Linked DNA regions of Homo sapiens: region 1 is linked to region 2. Evidence: chromatin contacts called from ENCODE Hi-C or POLR2A ChIA-PET data. All regions are on one chromosome and are shown on one strand. The core of a region is the stretch at or near the end of the contact, and the rest is flanking DNA. Distances in the headings are between cores, read along the strand shown.

Region 1 (2,700 bases), core at 157-2,656, 370 kb after region 2:
GGTAGGGTTGAGCGGGTACTCACCGGGCAGAAGCGCGGCCCAAGTCCTCCTTACTTCTGCGTGTCAATCCCCCTTCCCCAATTTGCATCCTTACTGCAATCCAGTCTCCCCCGTACAACCGTCACGGATCTGCGCTCCGAGCACCGCCCCCCCCCGCAACCAGCCACCAACCCCCGGCAGGGACCACAGGCACACGCCTCCGTCGGAAAAGTTGGGCAGACACTTCAGAACTTTTCTTTCACTTTGGGGAGAAGGAGGGAGTTGGAGAAGTGGGGGCGAGGGGTGTTAAAGCACTGGGCCATTCTCTGCAACATCTCCCCGCGCCCCCCAACAAGTTGCCCCTCCTCGTGCACACAGCGAGGTGACAGCGCAGGGCACCAAACTGCTGAGGGAAGGAGATGCCTGCAGCCATCTCAGCGGGGCTGGCGGACGCGACCCGACAGTCACCGGAAAAACAGTGGTGTCGGTCTTCCCCATCACCTCCCCTCCCCATCCCACAATAAAGCGCACGGAAGATGTCTGGGAGTACCTGGCCCTGCCACAGGAGCTGGGGAGGAGAGCGATCTCACCCCCTCCATCCCTCCCGGCAGGTGGGCCGCGGTCAGATACGTTTGGCCCGCAAGTCCTTTTCGGACACGTTGGCATCTGCTCCCAAAGAGCGCCCCAGCAGGACCCGGTCACCGGGGTCTTCCAGAGGGGCGGTAGCCACCGCACAGGAGCCAGCGGCATCCCCCAAGGAGCCGCAAGCCCTACCTGGCTTAACCCCCGGACATGTGTGTCGCTACCGATCGAAGAACCCAAACACCCCGAGATTTCCCTCCTCTAGGCAGGTGAAAACCCCACGGAACTCTCCGCAGCGCTGCCTGCCCAGCCGGCCGTGTCTCGCCGTCCCCGAGGCCTCGGGGGCTCCCAGCACCTCCACCCAAATCCCACCTGTGCGGGCTCGGGAGTCCGAGGGCGCTGACAGCTGCTGCCGCCGCATCCCGGATCTCCAAAGTGCGGCGGGAGCGGCCAGGGAACCTGCAGGACACCGCCGGGCCAAGGGGCTTGGGAAGGTCTGGGGGCCCCCGGCGCCGCACCCCTGCTTACCTGGCGTTCGCTGGGCCCCGGCTGGGGCATCCGCCTGGTGCGCGCCGCTCGGAGCGCTCGCTGCGCACCTGGCCGCTGCCGCCGCCCGCCCGGCCCCAGCCCTGGCCGCCGCGCTAGCGCTGCATGGCGCACGGGGGCTGGCCGGGGGCCCGGGGAAGCGTGTCTAGTTGGCGGCGGCACCTCCGGCTCTCGCGGCTCGCTAGTGGCTCCCCCGCCTTTCCCCGCCCCGCGTCCGTGCACCCTTCCTCTGCAGCCGCCCTTTTGCCTCCGCTCCGCCGGACCGGCCAAACTGGTTTCTCCGCTCGGGGAGGTGCCTCTGGTTTCCCTCCAGCAGCCGCGGCCGCCGAGCCTCGCTGGGGCTGGGGCTGGGGCTGGAGGCGGGCTCGGCCTTCTCCCCTCCCTTTTTCCCTCCCTAGGGCGGAGAGGGGCTGGACTGCAAGCCCCGGGGCGGCCCGAGGCGGCCCAGGTCCAGCTCCTGCCCCACGCCCTCCGTGCGTCCTGGAGTCAGGTGGGCACCCCTTTCAGTCTTCCGAGCCCAGCCTACGAGCCCTTGCCTCGCCCAGCCTGAGACCCAGTTGCTGCGGCTGCTCTTAGCTCCCCGGGGGCCGCACTCGCCACCACACCTCTCCAGCCCAGCGTCACTTTCCCGCTGCCCTTGGCTGGCTTGGCCGTCACCCCGGGTCGAGGACTGAGCCAGCCTGGAAAGCTGGCGGGGCCGCGGCGCGCCCGGGACCTGAGCTCCCTCGGTAAGGGGAGCTGTGTCCTCTTGATGCCAAGTCATGTTTGGGGACCGGTCACCGAATGCGCGTCAAAGTTCGCCGCGTGGAGGGTGAAGAAAGAGGCTGCGCCTCAAGACTTCCAGAAACGTATCCTGTGATTGCAGCCAGCAGGCTTTCTGCCGAGTCCAAACGCTATCGAGTTTTTTTGGGTTTGGAGTCAAAAGGAGTTAAGGTGCGGCCCGTGAACCACGCGGTGTAGGTGGAAATTTTGGACTCAGCGCCTCGTTGCTGGCTGGTGTCTGAGCGGGTGAATCGTGCCTCCCTGGCAGTATAGACATTACCCTCCTTCTTGAGTAGACTTTTGCCGCTCCCCGACTATGGACCGAGTCGTTGGGATAAGAATGGAGGAAAATCAAAGATCAGAGTTTGCTTAAAATGCAGTAGGGGAGCCAGGACTCCCACACGATTCCCAGTCACCTAGAGGCTCACATCTATGCCCAAGAGTCCAGACTCCCAACTGGGTCATCACAGAGGCTTCCTACAGGAGGCCGTGCTTGATGGGACTCAAAGATCCACAGCTTTAAGGATCAGAGTTGTGTAGAGAGGGTATTCAACGGGTGGCCAACTGGTAGAATCTTGTCTGATACCAACCCCGAGGCTGCTCTAGGCTTCTTTTTCATGAGTCAAACTTGATCTCTGACTAGGTGCTGGTCAGTCACTCAATCTATCCAGGCCTCAGTTTCCTCATTTGTAAAATGAGATTGGACCAGATGGTCTCTTCCAGCACTTATATTCTGAAGCTAACGACAGAACAAAGGTACCGATGCAAGAGAACATAGGGCCTGTTGGTGACACTGGTTGATCTAAGACATTTAGACTTGTTTTTGGTAGC
Region 2 (2,700 bases), core at 123-2,622:
CGCAACCTCAGCTAGCTTGAATCTTCGGAGGCAAACAGAGCGCAACCTGCTTTGGAAGAATCTTGTTACGTTTAAGGCTTTATGCCGGGTGTTGGCCTCTCTGTCTTCAACTACCCCTCCACCCCGACTCGGACTGCAGAAATCTCCAACTCTCTGTCCCCCAGTTCCACTCCCACCTCCAGACCTGGGGTTGCCAAACAACGGAAATTCTAGGAAGACGTAGGTGCGGTTTTTAAAGCCTTGGCTTGTGAGCGTTCTCAGGCTGGCCGGGGCGCTGGTCTTTTCAGAAACAAGGTTTGAATATGCAGGTGTCAGCCAGGATTCCTTGTCGTCTGCCCACCGCCGTTTCTCTCCCGGGATTTGAGAGAAGCGGGAGTGTGTGTGTGTGTGTGTGTGTGTGTGTGTGCGCGTGTGTGTGTCTCGTGTTAGGAGAAAGGTCCGTGGTTGCCGTCTCAGCTGGTTTGCTTACTCTCTGCCCCCAGGAGAAGTTTGCTCACTTGGGACACCAGCGACCCTCCTCACCTCCACCTCACCGGTTCTACACTCTCCCCACTTCTTTCCAAGTCGCTGATGCAGAAAGCACTTGGTCACCTTGAAACGGCAGCTCCCGGAATTCTAGTTTTGTTTTGCAATCTAGCAGGGCTCTTCGGAAGCCTCATAACTGAGATTTATGGGCTCACCGGGTAATTAAATGATGTTATTGTGTTAACTTTGCATGCATTACTGCTGCCCGCGCCGCCCGTGGGCCGCCGGCCGGCCGCAGCTCGCTGGCGACGAGGGCACTACAGTTGCTCTGACCGCGTAGATTATGCATGTCCCGGCCTCGGGAATTTACCATGCATTAGAATACATTAGCGCCTGCATTTTAAAAGGCTAAACTATTGGCTCCCAGCTAGGGACTCTCGGTAAGTGGCTTGTTAGTGACGAGTGTTTGTCTATACTGGCACATAGCGGAGTCTTTTGCTCCCGGCTTACTCGCCTCCAGGAAAGCTTTGGGGTGAGGCGAAGGCGATTGAAGCAATGCCCCTTCCCCCAGATCGCAGCTGCTCAGGGGGGACACAGCACGGCATCTTTCACCGAATCTCTCTCGCTCGCTCGCACTCCAGCCTCCCTCTCCCCAGCGACCCCCCCACCTTCTCCTCCCTCCCTCTCCTTGACGTTTGATTCCAGTAGCAAAGGAGGTAAAAAAGGCACCGAGCCGTCAGCCAAACCTGAAAAGTGCGGCCCCGCCCCCTCCACAGCCACTGGTAGCTTCCCGTGGAAGGCCCGCCTCCCGGGGCAGCTGCGGCCTCGGAGTGGTTGCGCTTGGCGCCCGTCGGGCGTGGCCCCGCCCCAGGTCCGGGAGGGTAGGTTGGCTGCCCCGGCGAGCGGCAGAGCCCTTCTGGACAGCTCCCGCTCACCCAAACAGAAGACGTCGGCGCCGGAGCGGGCTCGGACATGGCGAGGCTGCGAGCCGGCCCGAGCGGCGGGGCCCGGTGATCCCTCCCTCCCTCCCCGTCCCCTCCCCTCTCCCGCACGCACGCCCCGTCCGCCCCCACCCCGCCCCCACCCCGGGCGAGCCCGCCCGCAGCCCGGGGCGCACACCCGCACGCGCACTCCTCTCCACTCACTCCCGCGCCCGCCCCCACTCCCGCAGCCGAGCCCCGCCACGCGCGCCTTGCCCGCCCGCCGGCCGCCCCCGCCGCCCCCGCCGCCCCCGGGCCCTGATGGACTGAATGAAGGCTGCCTACACCGCCTATCGATGCCTCACCAAAGACCTAGAAGGCTGCGCCATGAACCCGGAGCTGACAATGGAAAGTCTGGGCACTTTGCACGGGCCGGCCGGCGGCGGCAGTGGCGGGGGCGGCGGCGGGGGCGGCGGGGGCGGCGGCGGGGGCCCGGGCCATGAGCAGGAGCTGCTGGCCAGCCCCAGCCCCCACCACGCGGGCCGCGGCGCCGCTGGCTCGCTGCGGGGCCCTCCGCCGCCTCCAACCGCGCACCAGGAGCTGGGCACGGCGGCAGCGGCGGCAGCGGCGGCGTCGCGCTCGGCCATGGTCACCAGCATGGCCTCGATCCTGGACGGCGGCGACTACCGGCCCGAGCTCTCCATCCCGCTGCACCACGCCATGAGCATGTCCTGCGACTCGTCTCCGCCTGGCATGGGCATGAGCAACACCTACACCACGCTGACACCGCTCCAGCCGCTGCCACCCATCTCCACCGTGTCTGACAAGTTCCACCACCCTCACCCGCACCACCATCCGCACCACCACCACCACCACCACCACCAGCGCCTGTCCGGCAACGTCAGCGGCAGCTTCACCCTCATGCGCGACGAGCGCGGGCTCCCGGCCATGAACAACCTCTACAGTCCCTACAAGGAGATGCCCGGCATGAGCCAGAGCCTGTCCCCGCTGGCCGCCACGCCGCTGGGCAACGGGCTAGGCGGCCTCCACAACGCGCAGCAGAGTCTGCCCAACTACGGTCCGCCGGGCCACGACAAAATGCTCAGCCCCAACTTCGACGCGCACCACACTGCCATGCTGACCCGCGGTGAGCAACACCTGTCCCGCGGCCTGGGCACCCCACCTGCGGCCATGATGTCGCACCTGAACGGCCTGCACCACCCGGGCCACACTCAGTCTCACGGGCCGGTGCTGGCACCCAGTCGCGAGCGGCCACCCTCGTCCTCATCGGGCTCGCAGGTGGCCACGTCGGGCC

What was found. Hi-C counts contacts between places; a loop is a spot of excess contacts on that map. ChIA-PET counts read pairs that join two places held with the same protein, here RNA polymerase II (POLR2A). Pooled maps may share reads with other maps.
Region 1: a loop to region 2 is called in a map of naive thymus-derived CD4-positive, alpha-beta T cell, with 5 times the contacts of the local background. The contact joins the promoter of ATP8B1 here to the promoter of ONECUT2 in region 2. A Hi-C loop is called at or near these places in 1 of 168 maps with a recorded cell type or tissue (naive thymus-derived CD4-positive, alpha-beta T cell) and 7 of 50 pooled maps. POLR2A ChIA-PET finds 5 or more read pairs at or near these places in 1 of 52 experiments (HepG2).

What each region holds. Positions count from the first base shown.
Region 1 is chr18:57,801,909-57,804,608 of GRCh38, forward strand. It overlaps ATP8B1 (ATPase phospholipid transporting 8B1), which reads right to left and starts at 1,407. Exons shown (of 28, transcript NM_001374385.1): 1 at 1,090-1,407. RefSeq lists an enhancer at 1,027-1,664.
Region 2 is chr18:57,434,002-57,436,701 of GRCh38, forward strand. ONECUT2 (one cut homeobox 2) reads left to right here and starts at 1,373. Exons shown (of 2, transcript NM_004852.3): 1 at 1,373-2,700. The coding sequence starts at 1,716. RefSeq lists enhancers at 99-679, 680-1,259 and a silencer at 1,253-1,302.